Regions from separate parts of the Homo sapiens genome. Here regions 1, 2, 3, 4 and 6 are each linked to region 5. The links are chromatin loops, found by intact Hi-C in ENCODE. Cell type or tissue: PC-3. All regions are shown on one strand. Region 1 overlaps PDYN-AS1 (PDYN antisense RNA 1). Region 2 has its middle 110 kb from the start of SIRPG. Region 3 overlaps PDYN-AS1 (PDYN antisense RNA 1). Region 4 has its middle 15 kb from the start of STK35. Region 5 holds the start of LOC124904859 (a long non-coding RNA gene). Region 6 overlaps SIRPA (signal regulatory protein alpha).

Region 1 (5,000 bases), 170 kb after region 5:
TTTTACTGCCTGGCACAGTGCCTAGCACACAGAGTGTGTTGAGCGTGTACAATTCTATGGTTTAATTATTTATTTAATGCTTTTGGTGTTGTTGGCACCACTTGGATGAAAAGAAGCTGGGCTCAGATGAATTAGTACACCAAAATTCTTACTGCACCTTACAGGGTTCAGATAGACATCTTCTACATTCTCTGCTGTCGCAGGGAGTACTGAGTGTAACAGCTGAGATGGGAGCTATTGTGGCCTCTCCAGAAGAACAGCCCTCAAAAGGATACCCCAGGAGGCCTCATTTCAATACCAAAAACTTCTCCCTGGAATACCAGTAAGCCCTATGATGACATCAAAGCCAACCAGGTATCTGATCAATGTGAGCTAATTACTATTAGCAAATGTGATTCCAGCCCAAACATAAAGCCTTGGTGGCCTAATCATCCGTTCACTCTTTATTCAGCAAATATTTAATGAGCACCTACTCTGTGCTAAGTGCTGAAAACACAAGACAGACAGGGGTCCCTGTCTGTTAGTCGACATGATGGTGGTCAGGTTGAGCATGGAGCAAAGGAGGGCTGTTAGTTAAATAATTACATAGTGATTGTGGTTAGTGCTATGATGTAAAAGTATTGGGTTCTCTAACAGCATGTAAGGGGGGTCCTGACATAGGTCTGGAGAATTGGAAAGGATTTCCCTGAAGCAGTGGCCTAGGTATACATAATTTTTGCCAGGCTATGAAATGCGCAAGGAGTGTTCCAGGCAGAGGTAGCAGCAGAGCAAAGGGACTTGGCAGTTGGGAAGGAGCATGATGCCTTTTAGTTGCTGAAGGAAGGCAAATGGCAAAGCATTTGAGAGATGAGATGGGCAGAAAGAAGCTAGAGAAGAAATCGGGCCCAGACCATGCCAGGCCTTATAGGCCATGGTAAGAATTTATAGATTTTATCTAAGAATGATGAAAAGCTCTCACCAAGAACTGTTTGATCCTCTGAGGGAACAGGAGTAGCTGCTGGCATTTAATTATAATAATACCCATGCATGGTAGGTGTGGTAGTTTTCAAACTTGGCTGTAAATTGACACTCCTTCCACTTAGAGATGGGGTCTATGTCCCCTCCTCTCAATCTGAGTGGCCTTGTGATGGTTTTGACCAACAGAGTGCGAAGGAAGTGACACTATGTGACTTGCAAAGCTAGGTCATAAAAGGTCATGCAACTTCTGCCTGTTCACTGGAACACTAGCTTTTAGAATCCTGCTGGAGAGGCCAAGGTAAGGCATTGTAGCTGAACCCAGCCTTTGAGGCAACACTGCCTGGGACCATGTGAAAAAGTCTCAGGTTATTCCAACCCCCACCTATTTGAGTTTTCCAGTCTGAGACCCCAGACATCATGCAGCAGACACAGCCATACCTGTTATATCCTGTCTAAATTTCTGATCTAAGACTCTGTGAGCATAATCGAATGATTGCTTTGTTATCCCACGAAGTGTTAATGTGGTTTAATATGCAAGAATAGAGAGCTGAAAGAGTAGATATATTATTAGTATTCTCCCATCTTACAAATGAAGAAGCTGAGTTTCAGAAAGATTAAGCAACTAGATCCAGGCCTTGCAGACAGTCAATAGTAGAGCCACGATTGAATCAAGGTCTGGTTAATTGCAGAGCCTGCTCCCTTCTGATGATCCCGGGTGACTCCTACACTGAGTAGGGCTCCCTGACAAAAATCTCCCAAGCTCCCCCGTTACTGCTCTTCAATCTGGAGACCCACTTTGGTCAATCTAGATTTCAATGACTAGGATTTGATTACAGAAACAGCCTTCGTGACACATTTGATTTGCATTCTTTTCAAATAATTGAAAGACATTCACTCTGCAATCGCTTCTTTTCTGACTTTATTTTCCCCTCCACACCCACAGGCAGGAGCCAGATATTTTTGCCAAGCCTGACAAATCTGCTCCTCTCCCCACATTGCCCCCAGTGCACCAATGCCCACTAGTCCCCTATTAAATCCCAGTCAGGGTTGTGAGAAGGCTGATTCAGCTCCCTCTCCCCACCCCCTCAGAAGAGTTAGGGATGAGCAAATCACTTATTGGAGTAATTCTGGGAGCTGAGGCAGAGCCATGGCTGGAAGCCACCCACTAACAAGAAACCCAGGACATCAATCAGCCAAACTGATTTTTCCGCTGCCGCAGCCACTTAAACAGTTATCTTTGCTCGAGGCTTTGTCCAAAGTTACTCAATCAGTGGGTTCCTGGGCGATAAGTCACGGCAGCCTCACTGCACTGTCTCTGTGTCCTAGGGCTGCCTCTTTACTCACTTCTCGAGAGGGGTTGAAGTTCATTTTTTGCACTCTAAAAAGAAGAGCTCCTGCACTGCTTGCGCACATATTCTGGTTATAGCGGGAAGATGAAAAAGGATATTGAGGTCTGCTGGGATATCAATACGCTTCTCATTTGACGCCCTGCGGAGGCAAGGGAAGGATGTTTTAATTCATTTTATAGCGCCCCCTGCTGGTCGCGTGGTCCAGCTGCAACAAACGCATGATCCAAGCCTTCCGGGGAGCCCCTTATAAGCCATTTGTGGGGTGGGGAGGGGACCCATTAGCCACACAATCTCCTTTTCCATTTTACATATGGCAAAGTTGAGGCCAGAAAGAAAAACATGATTCCCTCAAGGTTGAATAGTGAGTCAGTGCTATTGTTAGAATCAGCCTCTCCCAAGCTGGCACCTTTTCTAGGCTCCGAGAGTGCCCAGCGCATAGTTAAGTGGCTCTGCTTGACAGCACAGCATGAAATTAGGAGGTCCTGGATTCAAACCTAAGCTCTGCCGCTTAATAGCTGTCACGAGAAGGGAGTTCTCAGAGACCCAGTTTTCTCATCTATGAAATAGGGGTAAAATAAAAATGGGTAAAATAGGATTTTGTGAGGATTCATTCATCCACACATTTATTAAAAACCTATTGAGTGTCTACTATGGGCCAGGCACCGTGCTGGGTACTTGCGGTATAATGGTGAATACAACATTGCAGTACCTGTTTTCTGCTTTTTTGTTTGTTTTTAGGGTGACAGTCTAATGAGAGTATTAGATAACATATGCAAATACACAGCATAAATTTAACAACTGTTGAGAAGGGAAACATTTTCCCTTTGATTCTCCACACTTTCCAAGTATCAGGAGGCTCGGGGCCTTGCCCCAGCTGTATCAGTTTAGGAATATTGATGACTCGAAGAGATTAAGTGATTTAAAGGTCAAGACCACATAAATCTCTGTATTCTTCAGTATGCCTGCCCCCAGGATGTGCTCAGTAAATATTTGTTTGGTTGCATGAATGTCCCACGTTCTGGCTTCCTCGCCTCCCCGGCTGCCAGCCAATCGCTGTCCGTGGTGCTGAAAAGCAAATTCCTGCTACCGAGCATGAGGCGGCGCAGGTGCTGAGGCAGAAAATGGAGCCCAGGGGAAGTGAATAAAGAGAGGAAGAATGAGCCAGCTTTTCACTGACTATTAGTGACATCTTCATTTTGCCATCTCTTGGAATCCAAAGCTAATATTCCTTTTTCCAGATGTCCCCACTTGGCATTTCTTGCTAGCTGGAAACACTGGGCAGATAGGTGATGCAGGATGATCATGTCTACAATGGGGGTGGGTGGGGGAGAAGGGGTACTGGGAGTCCACAGCCCCATAAAGCCCTATTTTAAAGTGTTCTGCAAAAGTGGTGGATTCTTTCTCTAGACTCTTCCTGGGCAAGGAAAAGGCAGCAGTCATCGATGCCTTCTCCAGCTGCTTTCATCCATGTCTGTCACCCAAGAATGTAGGCAGCTCTGAGTCAGAACTGGCTGTGGAAGTTCTGACTCAGATACTCAGATGTATATGGCAGAGTCATATATGTGGTATATAGTAGCCCAAAAGAGATCTGTCTGGGATTAACAGGCTGAAGCTGAGTGAGTGTTTCATTTTGACCCATATTTAATGTGATAATATTTTTACTTATTCATGCATTCTATAAATATTTGTTGAGTGCTTCCATGGCCTGGAACTGTTATAGGAGTTATAGATATACAGTCAAGTACAAGAAAGACAAGATTTCTGGCTTCCTGAAACTTACATTCTAGTGGATGAGAAAAAGAATAAACAAGTACACAAATGTGTAGCATAATTCCAAGCAAGAGGATAGATGATGATAGATAAGGTTCTCTTTTAGATAAGGTGATCATTGGAGGCCTCTTTGAGGAGGTTTCATTTGAGCACAGATGTGAATGAATTGAGATAATAAAACATGAAAATATTAGGGGAGGGCAGCATTCCGACTAGAAGCAACAACAAGAGCAAACACCCTGAGGTGGGAACAAGATGGCATATCCAAGGACCAGAAAGGGAGCCAGTATGAGTGGAGTAGATTAGACAATAGGGGACATGAAGACGAGATCCTGTAGGTCTTGAGGAGGACAAAGCAGGGTGTCTGGAATATGAGAAACACAAAATGACAGTTACTGCTGCACCTGCTATCATGTATTGATCATTGAGTATATAGTAGGCACTGTGATAAGCATTTACATGTATTAATATCATACTTGCAACAACCCTATGAGGAAAGTGAAGTTATTACTCCACTTCACTGATAAGAAAATTGAAGCCCAGAGAGATTAAGCAACTTGCCAAAGATCACACAGCTAGTCCAGGGCCCAGCCAGGCAGTCTGGCTCTGGAGCCCTTCATTGCTCCTAATCACTGTATTCTATTGATAAAAACATCATTACTCAGAGAGGTAAGTGAATTGCCTAGTTAGTTATACACAGCCCAGAGATGATGGATCAGACTTGAATCCTAGGATTCAGCCCTGGGGTATTTCCACTGCACCACACTGCCTCTTTCTATGGTAAAGCAGAATAAAGGAGAGAGGCTGTTCTGTGACAGCACCACAGAGGCAGGAGCAATTTTAATGCTGCCAGCGAGCCCCATGGGGATTTTATTTAAATGATAATCTGCACTCTGCAGTTGTCTGATATTCCCTCCCACTTAC
Region 2 (5,000 bases), 410 kb after region 5:
TATTTTAACATTATATAGATGCTTTGACACTGTACACAGCAATCTGGAACTTTATTTTTTATGCTTAACACAGTTTGTGAGGTTTATTTCTGTTGATATATGGAGCTACATTTTATTAATTTTCCACTGTTCTGTGGTCTTCTATTGTAAGAATATGCCACAATTTATCAATTCTTCTCAAGACAGATTTTGAAGCTTCATTCAGTGTTTTGCTAGTACAACTTTGCAACAAACATTCTTTTATTTGTTTCCCTGGGCATGTGTGGGAGAGTCTGCCTTGTTCCTCTAGCTTGGTGCACAAAGCTGCAGTATTGGTATGATTTGGGAGCTTTTGTTACACAAAAAAAATTTCCAATTGTTGCTTAAGTTTTACTCTTTCCATTTATCCCTTTCATCTCGCTATATATATATATATATATATATATATATATATATATATACACACACACATATATATACACATATATATATACACATATATATACACATATATATATACACATATATATACACATATATGTATACACATATATATACACATATATGTATACACATATATATACACATATATGTATACACATATATATACACATATATATACACATATATATACACATATATATACACATATATATACACATATTATATACACATATATATACACATATATACACATATATATACACATATATATATACACATATATATATACACATATATATATATACACATATATATATAATATTTTTGAATGTTTATTGCATTTTTTAAATAGATACCTTTTAGGAAGTTAAAGAGTTAAGGAGTTTTCCTTTCTTCTATTCCGATATTAATGTATTTTAAAATCAAACAAAAGCAAAAGAAATCATCACCAGCAGACTTGAATTATAAGAAATACTAGTGGACACCCTTCAGGCACAAAGAAAATGACACCAGATGTAAATCTGGATCCATACACAAGAATGAAGAACAGAAAAAGTAAATAGATGCATAAATTTAAAAGACATTTAAACAAAATCTATAGATGATAAGTGAATGTTTAAAGCTAAAAATAATAACGCAGTGTGGATATTATGATAATAACGCATTAATATCATATAATACCTGATACAATGGCACAAAGGCTGGGAGAGGGAATTGGATGTACACAGCCAGAGTATTCCTATATTATACATACAGTGGTATAAATATTGGGGCTTCTTTTTCAGGATCACTGTATATTTTTATATTTTTTCATGTTGTCTTTTATGTCATTTACAAACAGCTTTGTTTTTAATATAAACCTTGTGCACTTTTATTAAATTTATCTTTTTAAGACTTAAATGTAAGATCTGGAACTATAAAAAGAAGAAAACTTGGGAAAAGCTCTTCTGGACACTGGCTGAGACAGAGACGGAGTCTCACTCCATCGCCCAGGCTGGGGTGCAGTGGCACGATCTAGGTTCACTGCAACCTCCGCCTCCCAGGTTCTAGTAATTCTCCTGCCTCAGCCTCCCAAAGAGCTGGGATTACAGGCGCACACCATCACATCTTGTTATATTTTTCTGCTGGTGTGTGTGCACACGTGTGTGTATGCATTATAGATGGTAGGAATCTTATTTTTTTATAGATGATAGGAATCTTATCTTTTCTCTGGAAGGATTAATTATCCAGCACCCCCTGATATCCACTGCCAGCTTTGCTATATAGCGAGTGTCTATAGATCTGTGGTTCCTTCGATGAGCTCTGTGTTCCACTGATCTACTTGTCTAGCTCTCTGTCAATACAGGCAAATTAAATTGTGCTTCACTTTATTGCACTTCACAGACACTGCGTTTTTCACAAATTGACGGTTTGTGGCAACCCTGCATTGAGCAAGTCTATTGGTGCCATGTTTCCAACAGCATGTGCCCACTCCGTGTCTCTGTCACATTTTGGTAATTCTTGCAATATTTCAAATTTTAATAATTATTATATCTGATCTGAGGATCTGTGATTAGTGTAATGGTCTTGTGGCTCCGCGAACCGTGTCCTTATGAAACAGCACACTTGATGGAAAATGTCTTGTGTGTTCTGACTGCTCCACCTACTGGCCGTTCCCCCGTCTTGCTCCCTCTCCTCAGGCCTCCCTACTTAGCCTGAGGCACAGGGAGAGGCATTGGCCTGAAATTAGGCCAATTAATAACCCTGCAACGGCCTCTAAGTGCTCAAGTGAAAGCGAGAGTTGCAAATCGCTCACTTTAAATCAAATCTAGAAATGATGAAGCTTAGTAAAAAAAGGCTTGCCCAAAGCTGAGACAGGCTGAAAGCTAGGCTTCTTGCACCAGACACTCAGCCAGCTGTGAATGCCAAGGAAAAGTTTTTGAAGGAGATTAAAAATACTACTCCAGTGAGCACATGACTGATAAGAAAGCAACACAGTCTTATTGCTGATAAGGAGAAAATTTTAGTGGTCTCGAGAGATGATCAAACTAGCCACAACATTCCCCTGCAATATCTCCGAGGTATGCTTGTGCCTGGCCTAGCATAGCTCCACAGTAAGTTTTGATATCTTTTGGGCAAGTCATCTCACCTTTTCTTATCCAAAATTGTTGTGACTATTCTTGGCTTAAATGCATTTTAGACTCACTTTATCAACTTTCATGAAAAATCCTTTTAGATTTATTAATTGATTCCATGGAATTCATATATTATTTTGGAGACATTTACATTTTTCCAGTATTGAGACTTCCCATTTATGGGCATGGTATACCTCTATTTATTTAGGTTTTCTTTTATGAAGTTCAGTTTACAATTTTACAGTTTTTTTCTCTATAATGGTCTTTTGCATCGTTAGTTAGAGACGCCTTTAATATATTCTAGTTTATGGAATCTTTAAAATTTATTATTACTTTTTTCAGTGGTTGTTGACTACTGAATAGGATTGCAATTGAGTTTTGAACATCAATCTTAGAGCTGGAAAGCTTATGAAATTCTCTTACTAGTGCTAATAGTATGGATATTCTTTTTATATATAACTTTTTTTTTTTTTTTTTTTTTTTTTTTTTTTTTTAAGATGGAGTCTCACTTTGTTGCCCAGGCTGGAGTGCAGTGGTGTGATCTTGGCTCACTGCAACCTCTGCCTCCCAGGCTCAAGCGATTCTCCTGTCTCAGCCTCCCAAGTAGTTGGGATTACAGGCGCATGCCACCATGCCAGGAGACAGGGTTCCACTGTGTTGACCAGGCTGGTCTCAAACTCCTGACCTCTAGTGATCCACCATCCTCACCTCCCAAAGTGCTGGGATTACAGGTGTAAGCCACCCCACCTGGCCTTTGTGTGTAACTCCTATAACATTCGTGTAATGATCTAAATTAGTGTTTATCTTTCTCAAAGTTACATGTACACACTAAGAGTCAAATAAATAGTTATATAAGTTTTACATATAAAAATTGGAGTCTCCCTAACATCCAACCATATTCTATCTCCCAGAAGCAACTATTCTCAATTTTTAATAGATTATCTTAGACTTTTACTGCCATATCTCATATAACATGTTCATATTGCCACTTCTTCATTTTTCAGTATTAGGCGTTACTTTTGACTTCCCACAATTACAGATGGTAATATAATGCTCCACCATTGCTGACTTAATGCCACACGTGAACACTTTCTATTCCCCATCAACTGAATATGATTATATCATAATTTGGGATAATTTAAGAGTCGATGTCTATATTGTAATAAGTGTTTGAATATTCTTACTTTCTTTTTTTTTTTTTTTTTTTGAGATGGGGTCTCACTCTGTCGCCCAGGCTAGCGTGCAATGGTGCAATTTTGGCTCACTGCAATCTCTGCCCCCTGGGTTCAAGCAATTCTCCTGCCTCAGCCTCCCTAGTAGCTGGAATTACAGGTGTGCACCACCACGGCTGGCTAATTTTTGTATTTTTAGTAGAGACAGAGTTTCACCATGTTGGCCAGGCTGGTCTCGAACTCCTGACCTCAATTGATCCACCCACCTCAGCCTCCCAAAGTGCTGGGATTACAGACATGAACCTCCCCACCCGGCTGAACATTATTTCCAGCTGGGTCTGGTAATATTCCTAGCTTTTGCTTATGTTCAGTCTCTCCTGTGTATGTTTGTGTAATCACCACTATAGTCAAAATACAGACAATTCCATAACCATAAAGGTCTCCCTGGTGCTACCTCATTATAGTGACACCCACCCTCACCATACTAAGTCTCTGGCAAATGCTAACCTCTTCTATATCTCTGTAATTTTGACAATGTTATATAAATGGGATCATACAGTATGTAACATTTTGAGTTTGATTTTTCACTCAACATAATGCCTTTGAGATCCTTACAAGTTGTTGCATATATAAATAATTTATTTTTTTATTGCTGAGTGTTATTTTATTGTATGGATGCATACTGTTTGTTTAGCCATTCACTTGTAAGACAAGTTTGTCTTACACTGGTTGTTTCCAGTGTTTTGCTGTTACAAATAAATCTGCTACAAACATTTGTGCACGGTTTTTTGTGTGTACATAAGTTTTCATTTTTCTGGGACAAATGCATGGGAGGGCAATTGCTGGTTCATGTAGTATAGTGAGTGTATGCTTAGTTCTTTTTAAGAAGTTGACAACCAGTTTTATAGAGTGGGTGTATTATTTTACATTCCCATTTTCAATGTATTAGATATTCAGTTTCCCCGCATCCTAGCCAGCATTTGATATTGTCACTATGTTTTACTATAACTGTTCTATTAGGTACATAGTAATAATATCTCATTATGATCTTAATTTGCATTTTCCTGATGGTTAGCGATGTAAGCATCTTTTATGTGTTTATTTTCTATCTATATATCCTTGTTGATAAAATGTCTCTTTATGTCTTTCACCCATTGTGATATTGTGAAATATATATTTGGTCTTCAACCCTGTTTCCTGCCAAACAACCCCTAAAATCCTTAGACTCTCCAAAGAGATGTCTTTTTGTGTCTTAATGAATTGACTGATGGCTGGGAGCACCTCCGTAGCT
Region 3 (5,000 bases), 210 kb after region 5:
ACCAGCCCTAAAGGGGGACCCTGGACCTCCAGGTCCAAGACAGTGACTGGAATCTGACCACTCCACCTGTGTTAGGCTGTTCTTGCATTGCTACAAAGAATACCTGATACTGGGTAATTTATAAAGAAAGCAGTTTAATTGGCTTATGGTTCTGCGGGCCGTACAGGAAGCATAGTGCTGGCATCAGCTCGGCTTCTAGGGAGGCCTCAGGAAGCTTACAATCCTGGTGGAACGTGAAAGAGGAGCAGGCACGTCACATAATGAAAGCAGGAGCAAGAGAGAGAGAGACAGGGGTCGAGGGAGGTGCCACACACACTTTTCAATGACCAGATCTCCTGTGAACTCAGAGCGAGAGCTCGCTCACCACCAAGGGGATGGCCCAAGACACACACAAGGGATCCGCCCTTATGATCCAAACACCTCCCACCAGGCCCCATCTCCAGCATTGGGGATTACAACTCAACATGAAATGTGGACAGGGGCAAATATCCAAACTATATCAACATCTATGGTCCAGGTGGCAAGATGGAGGAACAAATAAAAAAGAGGGGGAAAGGACATACGCGTCAGCTGTCCTTTCTGGAAGTTGCTATGTAACATTTCTGCTTATCTCACTGGCCAGATCTGAGTCACATGGCCACACTCAGATACAAGGAGGCTGGGAAATGCCATCTTTATTCTAGGTAGCCAATTGGCCCATTTAGAGTCTGAGGTTCTATTTCTAAGGAGGCAGGGGAGCACGGATATTAGAGATCCAGCAGTTTCTGCCACAATATGAAACCTTTGCCCCTGAGGTAGTACAATGTACTGAAAGATGTCACCCCAATTACCTTAAAATGGGGAACTTTTCCATCACTGGGCAGATATCTTTTAACCCCACAAAGGTTTAGAAGTCAAGCCTATATTATTGTGTAGTTGGTATTTAAAGTATTCACAACTTTGAAGAGGTTTTTTTTGCATATTAGAGTATGAACAAATTAGCCTTGTGACTCCTATTTAAAATATGTAATTGAGTTTAGACTTGTGATTCTTCCGTTGAGAAGCACATGAATCTTTTTATACTAAATTTATAAATGACTCCAGAATGTATAAGAGATCTTGAGATTCACTGTTGTATAAGTTTTTAAATTAGATTTTCCAAAGTGGTTTAAGTACTTTGGAAAGTTTTGCTTGTCAGGTCAGGCAATGAAAGTGTTTAAAAAAGGAAATTGAATACGTTAAATTAGTAAGTCCTGTGTAAAATGTTGAAGATAATTTAATTAACCAAGTTTGCAAATGGTATGAATCATTTAACCGAGTATGAGTCGATTGACCATTAATCAAAAGCCCCTTGAAACTGACTGCATAGAAATCGAATAATAAGTTTTGTAAATTGAACTTAAAGGCTTAAGAATGACTAGGGTTTTTTTTTTAAGCTACTGTATTACATTGAATATTAAGTAACAAGTACTTGCAAGAAACCTTTTCTGCATCCAAAAAATCCCTTCCACACTGACATTCCCGGATTCACTCAAGAGCTAAGTTGGGGTTTTAGGGTAACCCCCAAAGTCCTTGCTTGTCTGCTAACTACACAGTAACTGCCAGTCTGGGTAGGGAACATTAAGGGTATGGAATCGGCAGGACAAGGCACCTGACTGGATTGGGAGAGAGAAAGAGGAAAAGCGTCGAGAATGAGCTTGGTTCAGTTTGGGCACAGGTGAGTATGCAGAGAGCACCAGCAGGCCTTGGGAACTCCTAAAGCATCCCCACCATATCATCTCATCATCTCTCTCATCTCAACCTCCCAAGGTTACACATTGATCTTCACTGGAGATTTTCTTTTGGAGAAGGAGGTCCTAGCACACTCTCATGAAAGAGTTGGGGCTGACACTGAGGAGCCCTGGGGAGCCCTGGAAGAGAGGGTGTCTCTGAGAGCCACCTCCATGCTCTCTGCCTAAGGGACGGATCCTCAACGTAACCACAATCTGAAAACAATCATTGCTGACATTTGGGGTGGATGCTATGGGAGCCACATCTAGGCCCCTGATTCTGGCTGTCATACCCCTCCCCACTCCAGATCTAGGGGCATAAAAGACCAGTCACTCACCTCGTGGTAGTGCAGCTCCCACTCCAGAGCTCCCCTAGGAGCAGGCTGAAGCTAGTGCACAGCTGAGACCACTTTCTTGCTTGGCAGCATGCTGCAGAATGCTCTGCTGGCTGCCAGGGAAACTGGTCTGAGGGTCAGGCTCCCTCCTTCACCCTCAGCTTCCTTCCCTTCTTGGACAGCCACCTCTGCAGGCCCTCAGTGTTTGTGGAGTGAATAACTTGGGTTACATAAAGCCCTGGCACACAGTAGGCCCTCAGTGCAGTCCCCATTGACTTCCCAGAGGTCCAGAGTTTTCACAGAGATCCCGGGACGTCTCACAGGACATCTTGTTCCTCGGTAGTGACCTTGCTCTAGCCTTCAGGGCTGCACCTGGACTTCAGGGAGTCTTAATGGGGCAGGAGACCCCCCGGCCCCGCCCTCTGGGCAGGTGCGCGAAGATGATGCACGCACAGGAGGTGGCGGCCGCGAGGTGGGTGGGCGGCAGCCGCGTGTCTCTGATCTGGGAGCGCCCCCTCGTGGCGAGATGAGCCATGCACGTTGAGGGAGGATTTCCCCACCGTCCACGTGGTCTTAAGGGTTCAAACTCAAGGAGACAAAAGGAGAGACGCTCAGGGGATCATCTAATATAAACGGGCGGTCGTCAGCATTAAGATAAGAAGTCTTGGTGCTTCCTATTAAAATAAGTTGTTCTGCAGTGCGGTCTTTCCTCTTAGCCTGCAAATGATTAGGCAATTTCCTCACTGCAAAGAAAGGGAAATCCTGTTTGCCCCAGCTCTCATCGGAACCAGTGGAGAGTGAGCTTGGATAGTGGCGTTCAGAAATTTAAACCTCACTCGAGTAGAAAGCACTTTTGCTTCCTCCACCCATCCCATGTTTTCTCCATTTAAAATTAAAAACGAAGATAAAAACAGGCCGGAAGTATTTTGTCTACCCAGCTCTGCCTGAAGCTCTGGGGGAAATTTTCAGTAATGATGATGATGATGATCAAAGCAAAAATAGTAAACTATAAATGTGGAGAGCTCTCAACTAAGGTGGGAACGTCTGAGAGGAAGAGCTTTTCATGAGCCTAGAACTCTTAAAGAAAACGTTATTCGTGGCACTCGCTGAAGGTGGTGAGGCCAATTCAAGGTCCCCTGGCGATGGGTATAGGGATCGCTGCAGTGGGGTCTCATAGTGGGAAGAGAGATGGGGCTCAGTTCTGACTCCAACAGGGACAAGTGAGAATTTATAACCAAGGAGCAGAGCGGGGGTCCACGGATGGAAAATTACTAAGAGGAAACCTCAGGGATTTTCTGGCTAAACTAACGTGAGAGGATTATTGCTGAAGGCAGGCCAAGCTGATCAGATATCCACAATGGTCGGACACCAAGAGTGGGGATTTTTGCTAAACTGATTTAGCAGGATTCTTGCTCCAGCTGGAGTCTACAAGGACAGAGAGGCTGCCTAGTCAAGTGGAGGACTCAGAGGAGACAGACTAGTTTGTGTCAAAGGAGAGAGTCTTTGTCTCCTTTGACCAAACCCCGGGAGGTGCTATGCGTGAAATTCAGCTGCTCAGATGTGCAAATGAGAAAGTGCGCTTCTGTAAGAGAAGAGACATAGTATGGGCTTTATAATTTTAAAAAAACCCAGGAGGGATTTCAGGTAGTACGAAAAGAATGGGGGGACTGGAGTGAATGAATACTTGTCGAGCCCTTATTTTTTCCATGTGGCTCTTATTATTCTGTCAGGGACATTGAAACAGGAGTGACTCCATCTTGAATAGGGGCTGGGTAAAATAAGGCTGAGACCTAATGGGCTGCATTCCCAGGAGGTCAGACAATCTTAGTCACAGGATGAGATAGAAGGTTGGCAGGACTAGTATCACAAGATACAGGTCACAAAGACCCTGCTGATAAAACGGGATGTGGTTAAAACAAAAAAAAAAGAGCCAAAACCCACTGAAACCAAGATGGTGATGAAAGTGACCTCTGGTCATCCTCACTGCTCATTATGCGCTAATTATAATGCATTAACATGCTAAAAGACACTCCCACCAGCACCCATGACAATTTACAAATGTCATGGTAATGTCAGGAAGTTACCCTATATGGTCTAAAGCAGGGAGGAACCCTCAGTTCTGGAAATTGCCCACCCCTTTCCTGGAGCACTCATGAATAATCCACCCCTTGTTCAGCAGGTAATCAAGAAATAACTGTAAGTATACTCAGTTGAGCAACCCACGCCACTGCTCTGTGTGTGCTTTACTTTCCTAATAAACTCGCTTCCACTTTATGAACTTCCTCTGAATTCTTTCCTGTGCGAGGTCCAAGAACCCCCTCTTGAGGTCTAGATCAGGACCCCTTTCTGGTAACAATCACATCTTTACCTTAGCCTTGACAAATAAAGGCAATTTTTCCATTTTACAGATAGAGAAACAGGCTCAGAGAAGAAAGGGGCTGAGCTCAAAGTGACATCATTGAAAAGCAAAGGGCTAGGATTAAAAACCAGGCTCCTAATATCAACCTCAGTGTTTGCCACAGCACTGGGTCAACGGATCTACCGACACTCGTTCATCCATTGATTTATTCATCAAATGTTTATTGAATACCTACTATGCACCAGATACAGTTATAAGCACTGGGGATACAGCCACGTCCACAACTGGCTGAAGAAATTAGGGCTACAAATATTGCTGGGTGGGGAGGCTCAGATGACCAATGATATTTCTTTACTAACTACTTTCGTTTATCAGCTCATTCACCAATCCATTTATTTTTTATTTTATTTTATGCAAAGTGTTTACTGACTTATTTATTCATCCATTCTCTCAGTCACTTATTTTCTTATTTACTTATTCATTCATCCACTCAAACATTGATTCACTTGTTCATTCATTCTTTTGATCATTTATTTATTTATTCACCTGCTCATTATT
Region 4 (5,000 bases), 85 kb after region 5:
AGATGCTTAATTTTAATTTCTGGGTTTCTGTTTCAAATCCATTGCAACACAATGCGTGTTGTTTACACTATAGCTGAAGTCCCCAGTACTTATAAGGATCGGGAAAGTTGCTTTTAGGTCCTGAAGTGATGTATTTGCTTGCGTTTCTTTTGTTCTTGGAAACCAACTCTTTCAGGAATGAAGTGGAAAGAGACAATGGTGCCTTCTTTACAGGTGCAAGGTTCCCTACAGTGGTGTGTGTGCTGGAGTTGGCTCTTCTGTGCTTCTGAGAGCTGACTGTGAGCTTCTCTTTCCAACTCTGTTCAGTGACATCATGCTGGGAGCTTGAAATCAGTCACAGTGAGAGTATTCACACTATGGAAATGGGCAGCCCTACAAATCAAGTCTCCTTCTCTCCCCTCTCTCCTGCAGCCCCTCCCCAAAATGATTTAACCTCCTTGTGCCTTGGGAATAATAAGAGTGCTTCCCTTCTAGGTTATTCTGAAGATTTAGTGAGATAAAGCATGGAAGGCACCTGGCACTACCTGTGTGTTTATGTATTTAAGCAAGTACTGCATACTTGGAGTAGAAAAAATCAAACAAGTAAACAGAAGGTTAGAGTGAGAAGGAAGTTTCCTTCTCATCCCGGACCTCCATTCCAATTCCTATCCTCGAAGGCAAACTATCTCTCTAAATCCTTCCAGAGATGTGCTCTAAGATGTATATATTCTAAATGGGCTCATGTAGCTCTAACTTAATATTTTTAAAGCCTGGTCTATTGTTCCATTTTTGGATGCACCAGGGTTTGTTTAACCAGCCCTCTATGGATGCCATTTAGGTTGTTTCCTATCTCTTTCCAGTAAAAATTATGGGCACTGAACAACTTTGTCTTTTGCAAATAAACATGAGTGTATCTATAGGCTCCATTCCTAGAAATAGAACTATTAGGTCAAAGGTTATGAGCATCTTAATTCTGGTTTGATTATCAAATTGCTTTCTAGAGGCCATGCCAATTCACTCTCCACAGTGTAGGCAAGTGCTGGAGTCTCCACAGTCTTGGGACATTGTCTAACTTTTTGATCTGTGTCATCTGATCATTTTTGGCACCTAAGACAGGTAAATGATTCTCATTATTATTATTGATGGAGAAACCCGGGTGCAGGGAGGAAAGGGAGTTGCCCCACACCACCCATATCCAGGCTTCTGCACACAAAGCAAAGAAATGATAGTTGAGGCTGATGCCATTAGCCCTGCCAGGAAGTGGGGAGTAATCCTTGAGCCCTGGGCAGTTGGAAATTCTATGAACTTGCTTTGCAGGCTCTTTATCATCCCTGTTTTTCTTGAGTGCAATTTCTCAGGAACATGAAGGATCAAGAAGGTGTGAAGCTCTGGTGCTCTGAGAAGCTTCAGTACGGCTTGTTCTCTACTATAACAGACAACTTCCTGAAATACAGATGCCATTTCTCTCTTCAGAACTTTCTGTGGCTCCACATTTCTCAAAGTTCCTGGACCAGCAGCACCTGGGAACTGGTTAGAAATGTGTATTTTTGGCTGGGCGCTGTAGCTCACGCCTGTAATCCCGGCACTTTGGGAGGCTGAGGTGGGCTGGTCTTGAGGTCAGGAGATCGAGACCATCCCGGCCAACATGGTGAAACCCTGTCTCTACTAAAAATACAAAAAAATAGCTGGGTGTGGTGGTGCGCACCTATGGTCCCAGCTACTCAGGAGGCTGAGGCACGAGAATTGCTTGAACCCAGGAGGCGGAGGTTGCAGTGAGCCGAGATTATGCCACTGCACTCCAGCCTGGCGACAGAGCAAGACTGTCAAAAAAAAAAAAAAAAGAAAAAAGAAAGAAATGCGTATTTTCAGGCCCCTCCTAAGACCTATGAAACCAGACACTCTGGGGGTGAGGCCTAGTAATGTGGGTTTTAACAAGTCCTCCAGGTGATACTGATACATACTTAAGTTTGGAACCACTGATTTACAGAATAAAGTCTGTAGCCCCACAGTCTGGGGCAACTGTGGCCCCAACCTACCTTTCTTACTGTATTTCCTTCCTCCAACAATTTTTAAACATACTTAGCTACTGGCTCCTTCTAAAACCCCCCTCCACTTCCTCATCCCTGTGCTTGGAGCAGAAACCTCTAGTTGTCTCCCAATTTTTTCTACAGCAACAGAGGCCGTCATTTAAAAACTGTATTTCCCAATCTCCCTTTTAACTGTGTTCTGGCCAATGGGGCAAGAGCAGGAGTAAAACGTGCAACTGCTGAAATGTGCTCTTAGGAGGGAAGAGTATGCCTGCTATCCCCTTTCCCTATTTGCACTGGCTGGAACACAGATATGATGGCTTTGGACCATGCAAACAGATGAGGACTGGGGCTCAGGTGTGGTGGAGCATCAGGAAGGAAGGAGTCTGGGTTCTTCATGCTGTGGGGTCACTGTGGGAGCCATAGAATACATAAGCCTGGACTGTTATAAAAGACAGAAACCTATTTTATTTGACCACTGTGACTTTAGATCTATGTCAAAGCAATTAACTATCTTCCCTAATACAATACCTTCCCGTACACTGTCCTCCCTCTACTGGCCACATCCCTCTCTTCCTTTCAAAAACAAAATCAAATGCAAACTTCCTTTCCCCGATCCTAGAAGAGTTGATTTCTCTTCACTGGTTGCTCATTCCACTTTAGAGTCCTTGTTGCTGGCCAGCTGTAGTCAAATCATTTCACCATGAGATCGGGAGCTCTTCGAGGCAGGGGCCAAGCTGGGTCATCTTGGAATATTCCCACAGTTCTGACTCAGTGTCTGCCACACAGTAGATACCAACAGACATTTTTCAGGGGCAATTTCAAGTCAGCATCTGCGTTTTTCTATGCTCCTGGCTAAATTGTGCTTTGATGAGTACTTTGGATGAGAACTGAGAATCAATTCATAATCTGAAATTGTGGCCTGAAATTCTTTTCCACTTCCCAGAGCAGCTGTGGACCAAGTGGACTGAGACTGGCCCCTAATGGGTGCTTTGGGGACGGACAGGAGTCGGGAGTTACGAGGAAGGTAGTAAATTAGGAGGAAATCATTTATTATACGTCTGCATAACCCGCTAAGCCCCTTTCTCTCCGTGCTTGGTCTGAATGGCCTCAAGGTCAAGACTTGTGAGAAACTGTGACCCTTTTTAAAGGCCACTCCATCACTGCAGCCCCATGTTTCATGCCCCAGGAGCATGAAACTGGTTTCTTAGAATAGTGTTTGTTCCATGAGACCAAGCTATATCAGAACGCTCTGACTTTTACTCTGACTCAGAACTAGAAGTCTAAAGCAATATGCTGTCAACCAGATTGGCGCATGCTCTCTCTCTCACTCCCTCGCCCTCTCTCTCCCTCTCTGAGTGCCAGGCACTGTACAAGGCACTTGGAATACAAAGTTGAAAAGATGCTCTCCTTGCCCCAACTCACTTGTAAGGGCCAGAGCACGCATGGACAAATCATCACCAAATGCGATCGGGGTTACCTGGGGGACCCTGAGACCCTTTAAAGCATCCATGAGGTTAAAACTATTCTCATAATAACACCGAGGCATTATTTGCCTTTTTCACTCTCCTTCTTTCACAAGTATACAGAGGGTTTTACCCCAGAATCGAGCCCAGATTCATACAGTCATCCCTCTGTATACACAGGGGATTGGTTCCAGAACCCCTGAAAATACCCAAATCAGGACATACACAAGTCCCGCAGTCAGCCCTGTGGAACTCCTGTAAACCAAAGCCCTCTATACATGCTGTTTTCACATCCTGAGAATACTGTACTTTCAGTCTGCGTTTGGTTGAAACAAATCCGTGTCTAAGTGGACCTGCCCAGTTCAAATCTGTGTTGGTCAAGGGCCAACTGCGTACCTCCAGAAAACCCTGCAGAGGCTACATGATGTGTGATTATCAACACATCATAATAGAGAAGCAGACATGAGAATCCAGTTGTCCATGAAGCCAGACATTAAAGAGGTTTACAGAAATATAAGGCAATGTCACTCTTCACACTATGTTTTTTGAAAAATATACTCATATTTCACAAAAAATGTTTTGTTTATATTAGCATGTAATGGATTTATTATTGCCTTAAAAATAGACTAATAAATACTTTTAAAATGTCTGTTAATTTCTGGTACAGTACATATCGATATACAAATCTCTTTGGAGTACTCAATACTTTAAAAAACTTTTAATTTTAAGATTATTGTAGACTCATGTGCAGTTGTAAGAAATAATACAGAGATCCTTTATACCCTTCACCCAAATACAGTGGCTGTACCATTTTACATGCCTACCAGCAATTTATGAGTGATCTGTTCTCTCCATTCTCATAATTCTCTGCATTCTTACCAGTGGTTGCTGTTATTATGTAAAATCTTGCATAACTTTAGTGCAATATTACAGCCAGAAAACTGGCACTGATGCAATCCACCCGCCTTATCCAGATGTCATGTGTGGCATGCACTCACGTGTGTGTGCGTGTGTGTATTTAATTCTATGCAACTTTATTACGTGTAGATTTGTGGCACCACCACCACAGTCAAGATACAGAACAGTTTCATCACGAGGATCCCTCATGCTACCCTTTTGTAGCCACAGCCACCTTCTTCCTTCCCTCATCCTTAATCCCTGTGTGCTCTCTCTCTCTCATTTTGTCATTCCAAGAATGCCATGTAAGTAGAATAACACAATATGTAACTTTTTTTGAGATTGTCTTTTTTTTCACTCAGCATAGTTCCCTTCAGACCATCCATGTTGTTGCATGTATCAATAGTTCATTCCTTTCCGTGGCTGCATAGCATTCCATGGTAGCCATGTAACACCATCTGTTTAATCATTCACCTGTGGAAGAATATTTGATATTTTTGATTTCTCGGTATTATGAATAAAGTTGGTATGAACATTCATATGTGGATATGAGTTTTCATTTCTCTGGGATAAATGCCCAAATACAATTGCATGTGTGGTAAGCACATGTTTAATTTTGGAAGAAACTGCC
Region 5 (5,000 bases):
GAAGAAATAGACCCACGAGGAAAGACAACTTGGCTGAGACGGATCAGTGAGCTGCAGGAAGTCCCAGATGAGGACCCTCCTCAATCCCAGTACCACACTTCACAGTTTACAAAGCACTTCCCGTCCTACAGTAGACCATCCCTTGGGTCCCATACTGTGTACAGCAGCTCCCAGGATGCTCTCACTCCCAGCAGCCAGCACCTGTGTCTTTCAGAGGACAGTTCGTAGCCTGCTCGACCCAGCTTTGCCTGTACGTATGGAGAGCTGGAAGTGCCTGGAAAGGTATGTCCTCCAGAGGGGAATTTACTCCCTCTAATTACCAATGAGCACAGGAGTATGAATACCCCAGCTCCCTTGCCCCCCAAATGGGCCAACTCTGAGGTATGACTTATGCCACCTCCTTTGCAGGACAGACCTGGTGGGGCATGGTCTTGCTGGCCCTGCCTGCTTCCCCTTCCTCTAGCTGTTCCTGGAAATACTTCACACACAGTAAGTCATTTTCACAGGAATCCTTGGTTCAGGGTCAACTTCTGGAGATCCCAACCTAAGACACCTCCATGGTCTCCTTCATGCTTCCCTGTCATTGGACCCATTGTACAGATGAGAATACAGTGGCCAGTTAGAATTGACACAGCTACCAAGTGGCTGTGGTGGGGACTAGTACCTAGGACTTCTAGCTCCTCATCCATGTTCCTTCAAAGGAAGGACCGTAACTCCAGCCAGAGCTGAAAATGAAATCTGTCTCTTTTTTCTTCTCACCTCCTGAATGCAGTAAATTCATGAACACCTGCCCGTGTGTGCATCTCTCCATATGGTGTGTCCCTGGGCCTCTGCCTCTTCTCGTCTCCAAAGTGAGTATGCTGTCTGATACTAAAATCGGTTCAGTATTTCATGTGGGTCACATCCTACATGTTGAGTTTGACTATAATTGCGCCAGGCAGACCATAATACATTTATTTAACACTAACATACTTTAAATTCGGACCTCTTGCATGTTATTTGCATCTATTTGATTGGGGAGGGGAATGAACAGATACACCTCCTGCGTTGGTCAAGTTGGCCTCTCATGACCTAGGATGGGAGCTGAGGACCAACAGGCTTGCCCCTGTCCCAGGGTCTGTACTTAAATCAGTGGCTTAGTTGACTCCCACCCTGCTCTGTCTACATACAGGGCAGAAGCTAAGGCGCCTATGTGAGCCTTATGTTGCCCCAGGGCTCACCTTGCCTAGGACTGGGGTGATGCCTCCTCTGTGTCCAAATGTCCACTCCCACACATGTCACTCGAGGCCATGAGCTCCATGAAGTCCAACAGCACCTCTGGTCACTGCTGCATTCCCAGGGCCCGGCATGCAAAAGATGTTTAAAGCACATTTTGGTCAGATGAATGAATGAATGAACGAATGAGTGAATGCATGAATGCACACCGGCTGGTTCATCTTTCCAAAGCACAGTTCGGATCCTGTCCCTCTCTTGCTCAGAAACTCTTAGTGGCTCCCAACGACTGCAGGATAAAACCCAAGGCTTCATTCTGGCATTCAAGGCCCTTTATACCGTGTTCCAAACCTATGAATGTACAAAAAATTATTGCACATGATTCGTGTCAGACCTGTGACAATGATCCTGAAACTGAGCCTTGGAGAGGGAAAGAGGTGAATGCTCTTACCTGCGTCAGTTTCCTCCCCTCCCCTCCCCTCCCCTCCCTCCCTTCCTTCCTTCCTTCCTCCGCACCTGGTAAGAACATACAGCCCAGGCCCTAGGCCAAATATCAGAAATGATCTGAAGACCCTGCCTGGGCAGGGACAGCTGTCTGCAAGGAAGGGGAGTTAGGATTAGCCTGAGGTTAGCATTGGAGTGGTTTCCCAGAAAGACTCTGGCTGTACTTTCCCAATCTTTCCAGGAGGGGGCGGCAGCATCCCTGGTTACAGGCGCTCACGCATCTCGGAGCTCCCGCGCAGGACGTGTCCAGGGGTGGAGAAGTGTGTGTCTGTGTTTGCAAGTGTGGCAGAGGGTCTCAGCATATGATTGAGTGGACACGAGTGAGAGCGCTCCAAGGGAGGTGTGTGTGTGTTCATTAGACTCTCACTCGGCTTATTGTGTGTCTACTCTGTGCCAAGCCCTGACTCTGATACTTGGGACCAGCTCAAGAGACCAGAGCTCAGTAGAGGGGAGCAAAGAAAAAAGCAAGTAAATAAATAAATAAATAAATAAATAAATAAATAAATAAATAAATAAAGTGATGTCACCAGATAATAAAGATCTAAGGTGGGGGTCGGGACTGATTTGAACCACGTGGTCAGAGCACCTCTCCAAGGAGGCAACCTCCATACTGAGACCAGAAGGACAAGAGGAAACCAGCCAAGCACAGATAAATGTGGGAGATGGTTCCAGGCAGAGGGAGCAGGGAGGGCAAGGTGAGATGCAGTGCTGTCTTGTAGGAGTTTGAGTTTGAAGAGTTCGAATTTAATTCTCTTTTCTTTCTTTTTAATTTCTTTCTTTCCTTTCTCCTTTCTCCTTTCTTTCTTTTTCTTTTTCTTTCTTTCTTTCTTTCTTTTTCTCTTTCTTTCTTTCTTCCTTCCTTTCTTTCTTTTCTCTTTCTCTCTCTCTCTCCTTCCTTCCTTCCTTCTTTCTCTTCTCTCTCTCTCTCTCTTTCAGACTCTCACTCTGTCACCCAGGCTGGAGTGCAGTGGTGCAATCTCGGCTTGCTGCAACCTCCATCTCCCAGGTTCAAGCGATTCTCCTGCCTCTGCCTCCCGAGTAGCTGGGATTACAGGAGCACACCATCACGCCCGGCTAATTTTTTGTATTTTTAGTAGAGACGGGGTTTCATCATGTTGGCCACGCTGGTCTCAAACTCCTGATCTCCAGTGATCCACCTGCCTCGGCCTCCCAACGTGCTGGGATTACAGGTGTGAGCCACCGTGCCCAGGCTGTTTTTGTTTCTTGTCTTCGAATTTAATTCTAAGGACAAGAAGTCCTCAGATGTTTGAACAGCCAAGTGATGCGATGTGATGTTTGATTTACACTTTCAAAAGATCTCTGGCTGCTGAGTGGGAATGTGTTAGAATTGGGCCAGTGACAGTGAGGAGGCTACTGCACCAGTCCAGGCCAGAGTTGCGGTGTGACCATGGGGGCTGAGGAAGTGTGTGGACGCAGCACATTTGGGAGGTGGCACTGTTGACAGTGGGGGCGAGAGGCGGAAGCAGGGCAGCTCCTGGTTCTTGGCCTGAACCAAGACTTCTAAGAGGAACAGCTGTATCAGGGGCAGTCTGGCATTTGAAAGGCTCATTTCTGCCTGAAACCTCTACGGTTTGGCTCCCTGACCTGACCAGTTCAGGACTTCCAGGGCCAGTCCCTTCTCCATCCTCCTCTTTTTTGGAGGGAGGTTCTGGAAACAGCTGGTTCCATCCTAACCTCCAGGCTTACCAGGGCCCTGCAGGGCTCAGGAACAGAACATTCTGCTTGGATCCTATACGGGGACTTTTCAGTTCCAGACAGCTCTTTGCCTGCCCTTCCTCCCTCCCTCCCTCCCTTCCTTCCTTCTTTCCTGCCTGCCTGTCTGCCTGATTGCCTGCCTGCCTGCTTGCCTTGCAATCATAGCTCACTGTGGCTATTTTGCTGTTGCTGTTGTTAGAGACAGGGTCTCATTATGTTGCCTGGGCTGGTCTCGAACTCCCGGGCTCAAGCGATCCTCCTGTCTTAGCCTCCCAAAGTACAGGTGTGAAACACTGCCCCTGGCTTAATGCTTTATTCTTGACTCATTCAATCCTTGATGGGAGGGAGAATGCTGGCTCTGGAGACAGGTAGCATGTTGTGAGGAAGGAATCCAGACCCTATGGAGAGGCACTCAGCTAAGGTTGCAGGGGACAGCGAGACCACTCATCCAACACATGGTGAATGAGCCTTCAGAAAACTCCATGCCCAGCTAATGCCAAGAGGAGCAGAGATGAGCTCTCTGCCAAGCCCTACCCAAACTGTACATTTATGCACACAGTATGTGTTCCTGTGTTAGTCATTATGTTATGGGTTTGTTATGCAGCAATAGATAACTGGAATAAATAACCTTGAATCTCAGCCCTGCCCTTTCCAGCTGTGTGAGCTTGAGTAAGTCACTTAACATCTCTGAGTCTCAGTGGCCTCAACTGTGGAATAATACAAATAATAACAGAAGGAGAATCATGCTGCTATAAAGACACATGAACACGTATGTTTACTGCGGCACTATTCACAATAGCAAAGACTTGGAACCAACCCAAGTGTCCATCAATGATAGACTGGATTAAGAAAATGTGGCACATATACACCATGGAATACTATGCAGCCATAAAAAAGGATGAGTTCATGTCTTTTGTAGGGACATGGATGAAGCTGGAAACCATCATTCTCAGCAAACTATCGCAAGGACAAAAAACCAAACACCGCATGTTCTCACTCAGGTGGGAATTGAACGATGAGAACACTTGGTCACAGGAAGGGGAACATCACACACCGGGGCCTGTTGTGGGGTGGGTGGAGCAGGGAGGGATAGCGTTAGGAGATATATACCTAATGTAAATGACAAGTTAATGGGTGCAGCACACCAACATGGCGCATGTATACATATGTAACAAACCTGCACGTTGTGCACATGTACCCTAGAACTTAAAGTATAATTAAAAAAAAAAAAACAGAAGGAGGATAGATATCTCATGAAAAATTCTCATAACACCCAGAAAGGGGAACTCGTTTGTGAAGCATCCCCCACAGACAGCAAGCAGAGATGTGCAGGCTTGAGCCTGAGGTTTGTGCAATACACAGTGCAGGGGTTTTGGTTCAGTGCTCTGAAGCACTCCGTAAGGATCCAAGCCGGGTTGTCGTGGTGTTGGATGTGGTGGTGTCTGAAGAGATAGTCAGTATCCAGAGGCTTAGTGCTTCCCGGCCCATGATCCTGAGCCGGTTCACCAAAGGGCCTGCCTCCCCAAGCCAGGGCCCATGTGCCATGCAGGCTCATCCCACTGCAAGGA
Region 6 (5,000 bases), 270 kb after region 5:
GACAGAGTCTTGCTCTGTCACCCAGGCGGGAGTGCAGTGGTGCAATCTCGGCTCACTGCAACCTCTGCCTCCTGGGGTCAAGCGATTCTCCTGCCGCAGCCTCCAGAGTAGCTGGGATTCCAGGCGCACGCCACCATGCCCGGCTAATTTTTGTATTTTTAGTGGAGATGGGATTTCGCCATGTTGGCCAGGCTGGTCTCAAACTCCTGACCTCAGGTGATCTGCCCACCTCAGCCTCCCAAAGTGCTGGGATTATAGGCGTGAGCCACCGCACCTGGCCTTAATTGTACATTTTCTTGAGGCCTCTGCTCCTTAGAGCGGCCCTCCCTCTGTCCTGACTAACCTTCTCCCTTCCCTCCTCCTGCTTTTCTCCCCAGCTACCTGGCATCATTTGTTTACTTGGGTGTGTTTTTCTCTTCCTCACTAGAATGTCTGCTGCACGAGAGCAGGTGTTTTTGTCTGTCTTGTTCACATTTGTATCCTCCAAGCACCTAGAGCCATCCCTGGCACATAGTAGGTGCTCAAAAATATTTGTTGAATGAATATTTACAATTAAAATGACCCTAATAATGACTGCAAAGTGGTTAAGGGTAAAGTGAGGAGTGGAGCCTGGCTTTACCTCTCACTGGCTGTGTGGCCTAAGGATGAGCCCCACTTGGCCTTGGGAAGCCTCAGTTGCCTTATCTGTAAAGTGGGGATGAAGGGCCATACTGTTTGGCTCGTGGTGAGGGTCAGGTAACAGCTCACATGAAGGGATGTGGAGAGAGTATCGGTGGGTGAAATGATACCCCATGTTTAGCACTTGCTTTATATACTCCCCGATTCTCCTCTCCCTAGCAAAAATAGGGGCAGGGGACAAGCATGGTATAGAGTTGATCAGTGTCAAAGCTGAGGCTCATTACATCATTCCTTCTCATTTTGCATATGTTTGAAATTTTCCAAAATAAAAAGATAAGGAAGAGCTAACACATGTTCAAGGCTCAGCCTGTGCCGAGCACATCGTGTACCTAGTATTTCCTTCCACCACGGGCTTCCATTTCTGGAGAACACCGACGGTCGGCCTGAAGAATGGAGCTGTAGAAACGGCGCTGGTATCACCGCCCACCTGCTCCAGCCGTCCCTCCTGGCTGGGAGGCCCATCGCTCACTCCCGGCTTCCAATTTCCCTCCTGATCCGAGCACCTGATCTCCTTGGGCTCTTGGCGCTAATCTGCAGCCATCTAACACCCTGCGCCCCCGAACGAATGTGCCAGGAAATCTTACAGACACAAAGAACCAATTCTGCAGCATTTCCGACTTCCACCTCAGCTGTTTTGCATCTCTCTGGACTGAGGGCCTGGCAAGACACCTGGCAGGGAAAATCCATCTCGTGGAGGGCTTCATCAGAATACCCATCCCAGGAACACCAGCAGTTAACAGGAAAGCAGTTTCAGCTGTGAAAATAGATGCTTCCTTCTCTAGTATGGGGACAGGGACACACCTTGGGGACACACACTGCCCCCACCTCATAGGAAGGTGCACTGATAGAAATACGAGAGGAGGCCGGGTGCAGTGGCTCACGCCTGTAATCCCAGCACTTTGGGAGGCCGAGGCGGGAGGATCACCTGAGGTCAGGAGTTTGAGACCAGCCTGATCAATATGGTGAAACCCAGTCTCTACTAAAAACACAAAAATTAGCTGGGCGTGACGGTGTGCGCCTGTAGTCCTAGCTACTGGGGAGGCTGAGATAGGAGAATTGCTTGGACCCAGGAGGCAGAGGCTGCAGTGAGCCGAGGTCGCACCACTGCACTCCAGCCTGGGCGACAGAGCAAGACTCCGTCTCAAAAAAAAAAAAAAAAAAAAAAAAAGAAAGAAAGAAAGGAAGAAAAAACAAAAACAAAAATGAGAGGAGCACTAAGGGAGCAGGGTGCCAGCACAACTGGGCCTCAGTTTCCCTACCTGTCAAGCAAGCCTCAGTGACGGCTAAGGAATGGCACAACAGTTAACCACATAGGCTCTGTGATTAGGCCGACAGTGGTTATCCACATCTGGCGCTTACGGTGTGGCCTTGGGCAAGCTGCTTCACCATTCAGAGCCTCAGTTTCCTCACAGATCCAACGGGTCCGAAGATAACGACGTGCATCGCCAGGTGGCTGTGAGTACCACCAGGGTCACACACACCAAGTGCTGAGCCCAGGAAGCAGAGAACCCAGATGGTTCCTATTAGTATTACTTTAGTGTTTTCCCGGGGAATTCGGGATCCTGTCAGATTTCTGGCTGAAACAGTGGAAAGTTCCAGCACAGCCCAGTTTTTAAAAGCCTTGGCCTGGACCACAGGAGGCTTGGCGTTCCAGCCGGGCCTTGCCATGGATCTCCCGCGTGGGCCCGGCCAGTTTTTTTCTCTCTGTTCTTCTGGCCGCACCATAAGGCACTGGATGAAAGCACAGAGGGCTCTCTCAGGCCCCCTACTGCTTTGCAGGTCCGGGAATCCACAACTGCAGACCTGTGGATCCAGATAGAGACACCTAGAGGCAGGCTGTGCCCACAGCACTCAGTCCCTAGTAACAGGCAATTAAATCACTCTAGCCTGGGTTTCTACTCAACTTGTCCATCCCCCAACAGCATAAAAGCTACAAGGACAGCTGGGTGGTGCGGTGGCTCAGCCTGTAATCCCAGCACTTTGGGAGGTGGATCACCTGGGGTCAGGAGTTCGAGACCAGCCTGACCAACACGGAGAAACCTTGTCTCTACTAAAAATACAAAATCAGCCAGGCATGGTGGCGCATCCCTGTAATCCCAGCTACTCGGGAGGCTGAGGCAGGAGAATCGCTTGAACCCAGGAGGCGGAGGTTGCGTTGAGCCGAGATCACGCCATTGCACTCCAGCCTGGGCAACAAGAGTGAAACTCCATCTCAAAAAAAAAAAAAAGAAAAAAAAAAAGCTACAAGGAAAATATCAAGCTGAAGGACATTTGTTCACTGAACAGCCTTTGCTGTTTTTTAAGTACCCCCTATGTGTAAGCAACTGTGTTAGATGTTTTATGAAAATCCGTCCCAATTGTTAAAAAAGAGGAATCAAACCAGAATAAAGCCATGCTAATTACAACACTGGTTAATATGTATTGAGTGCTTACTACATACAAGGCATGGCTTCCAGCATTATACACGCATTAATTAACTTAATCCTTGCAATAGAGTGGTTAATACCATTCCTCTTTTACAGATGAGCAAAATGAGACACAGATTCCTGCAAATTGTCCAAGTCAGTAGCAGGGCTCAGATCAACACCCAGGGGTCTTAGCACCATCTTAGCGCTAGGCCAGGGTGTGTGTCTGCGTGGAGAGGCTCCTCTGACCTCTCCCCAGGAGGCACATTAAATTGAACCTCGGAGGATGAGTAGGATTCAGACACAGGAAGACAAGGAGGTACAGGGAGGGCATTTCTGATGGCAGGAACAGCACGGGCCAAGGCACAGAGCTGAGAGTTCAGCTGAGGGCATGGATCTGTAGAAAACCGTTTACCAAACGGAGAGAGGCCACATGCTAACGGGCATACTACAAATCAAATGCCTCTCGTTCATAAGTTCAGGGAACACTGGAGTAAATGTGACCCAGCTCGGGATTCTACATTGCAGGGCTTCTCAGGGTCTTTGGGGTGCTCGTGTGGCTGAGTAGCCAGCAAAGCTCTGGTCTGCAGGGAGGAAGCCTGGTTATCCTGCAGCATCTCAACAGGTCAGCTTGTTGGAAAACATGTGGCTGGAAATCAGGCCTGGCAGGGAGGAAGCCCAGGCCTCACGGCAGCTTTGTGTTTTTTTGTTTTTTTTTTTTAAAGAAAACTTGGACCCACTCAACAGTTTTGAGCTGGGGAGTGACATGATCTGAGTTGTGTTGACAGGCCAGAAATCTGAGCACATTTAAAAAGAGAGAGAGAGGGGGGAAACCTTCCGTCAGTCCAAGACTACAAATAAGAAAATAACCTGTCGCACGGAGCCATTGGAAGCAGCAAGCGAGCGCGTGTGGGATCCGTACAACACTTTTAGACTCCCTTCCTCTCGCACACCCCCTCTCCATCTGTCGCAAAGGGCACCAGGAAGATGCAGGGAGGAATATTCCAGCTCTGGGGGCTCCAGAGCTCAGCAGCCCAGATGGGGGGCTCTCACAGGAGCCACATCACCTCTCATGTGTTGTTACTGGTGAGGACCAAGGGGCTGTCAGTATTTCCACCCTCAGCAGGCTTTCAGAGAAATGCCTGTGACTTCATCAAAACCTTCTGCCCAGAGAAAGAACTCTTCTACAGTCCTCCACCCAAGGCCAGAAAGGGGCCTCTCTCACTCCCTCTCCAGCTTGGACTAAATCATCCTGATTAAGTCATTGAGCTTCTTCCCTAGAAGCCACCCAGCAGGAAGGCCAGCATCCAAAATCCTGGCTCCTCTCTATCACTTATAAGTTAGTTCCCCAGTTTGGGACTCGATTTTCTGCATCTGCAGAATGGGGAGAAGAGCCAATCCATGTCTTGCGGGTGAGACGACGCAGGAGCAGCATCCGGCCTGGAACGCCATTAACTATCTAATGAATGTTGGTTTTCCTCCCTTCTCTCAACACATGGTTCACACCAGCACTGCATAGGTGCTGCATGACTGCAAGTACAGACGTGAATTACCGTGAGTTTCCGAGGGGTTGGTAAAGGCCAGAAAGTACTCAGAGAAAACTATGGCTTTAAAGGAACTTCCAACAGCCTGATGTGTTGAGCCAAAGCACTCCCGCCCCGTTTTCTCTTCTTACGAAAGAGGAAGTGAGATTAACTTTACCATTTAGGAAAGTACAGAGGAGCCCCCAGAGTGCCACCCTCTACCAAACGGTGAGAGGTTCACTGGGGGGCCCCGCTGCTCCCCAGAGCCTGAACTGCAACTTGGCTTGGCCTCCTCCAGGCCAGAGAGAAGAAATGAATGGGAGTTTATCTGAGGTCGGCCTGGGGGGTGACTCAGAGGTCTCAAGGCCTACCTGGGGCCAAGCAGGCATCCTGC

What was found. A loop is a pair of places that touch in the nucleus more often than their neighbours do. Peaks named below come from ENCODE experiments on the same cell type or tissue, not always from the same donor. Only the 100,000 strongest peaks of a DNase experiment are listed, where the experiment ranks them.
Region 1: it touches region 5 in a loop (5-fold over the local background); 35 of 110 quality-filtered maps call a loop at or near these places.
Region 2: it touches region 5 in a loop (8-fold over the local background); 68 of 110 quality-filtered maps call a loop at or near these places.
Region 3: it touches region 5 in a loop (13-fold over the local background); 99 of 110 quality-filtered maps call a loop at or near these places.
Region 4: a loop joins it to region 5, with 10 times the contacts of the local background. A loop is called at or near these places in 54 of 110 quality-filtered maps.
Region 6: it touches region 5 in a loop (8-fold over the local background); 7 of 110 quality-filtered maps call a loop at or near these places.

The regions. Positions count from the first base shown.
Region 1 is chr20:2,004,377-2,009,376 of GRCh38, reverse strand. PDYN-AS1 (PDYN antisense RNA 1) reads right to left here. Exons shown (of 4, transcript NR_134520.1): 4 at 1,860-2,445. Among named protein-coding and RNA genes, the nearest start is that of PDYN, 13 kb to the right of the region's middle. RefSeq lists a silencer at 3,160-3,454. In PC-3, a CTCF peak has its summit at 2,499 (motif pointing left); a DNase peak (open chromatin) is centred at 3,356; H3K27me3 peaks cover 1,105 bases.
Region 2 is chr20:1,761,688-1,766,687 of GRCh38, reverse strand. No RefSeq gene overlaps it. Among named protein-coding and RNA genes, the nearest start is that of SIRPG, 110 kb to the right of the region's middle. In PC-3, CTCF peaks have their summits at 1,879 and 2,082 (motif pointing left); a DNase peak (open chromatin) is centred at 2,077; H3K27ac peaks cover 1,330 bases.
Region 3 is chr20:1,963,430-1,968,429 of GRCh38, reverse strand. It overlaps PDYN-AS1 (PDYN antisense RNA 1), which reads right to left. Exons shown (of 4, transcript NR_134520.1): 3 at 2,087-2,826. Among named protein-coding and RNA genes, the nearest start is that of PDYN-AS1, 19 kb to the right of the region's middle. RefSeq lists an enhancer at 3,318-3,868. In PC-3, CTCF peaks have their summits at 2,370 and 2,604 (motif pointing left); a DNase peak (open chromatin) is centred at 2,619; H3K27me3 peaks cover 2,079 bases.
Region 4 is chr20:2,084,355-2,089,354 of GRCh38, reverse strand. No RefSeq gene overlaps it. Among named protein-coding and RNA genes, the nearest start is that of STK35, 15 kb to the left of the region's middle. In PC-3, CTCF peaks have their summits at 2,381 and 2,581 (motif pointing left); no DNase peak of the experiment used is centred here; H3K27me3 peaks cover 4,584 bases.
Region 5 is chr20:2,169,631-2,174,630 of GRCh38, reverse strand. LOC124904859 (a long non-coding RNA gene) reads right to left here and starts at 1,456. Exons shown (of 2, transcript XR_007067500.1): 1 at 1,221-1,456. In PC-3, a CTCF peak has its summit at 1,921 (motif pointing right); a DNase peak (open chromatin) is centred at 1,900; H3K27me3 peaks cover 2,005 bases.
Region 6 is chr20:1,898,010-1,903,009 of GRCh38, reverse strand. The region is part of intron 1 of SIRPA (signal regulatory protein alpha); the gene reads right to left. Among named protein-coding and RNA genes, the nearest start is that of SIRPA, 5.1 kb to the right of the region's middle. RefSeq lists enhancers at 652-1,151, 2,389-2,438, 2,248-2,817. In PC-3, CTCF peaks have their summits at 2,295 and 2,495 (motif pointing left); a DNase peak (open chromatin) is centred at 2,509.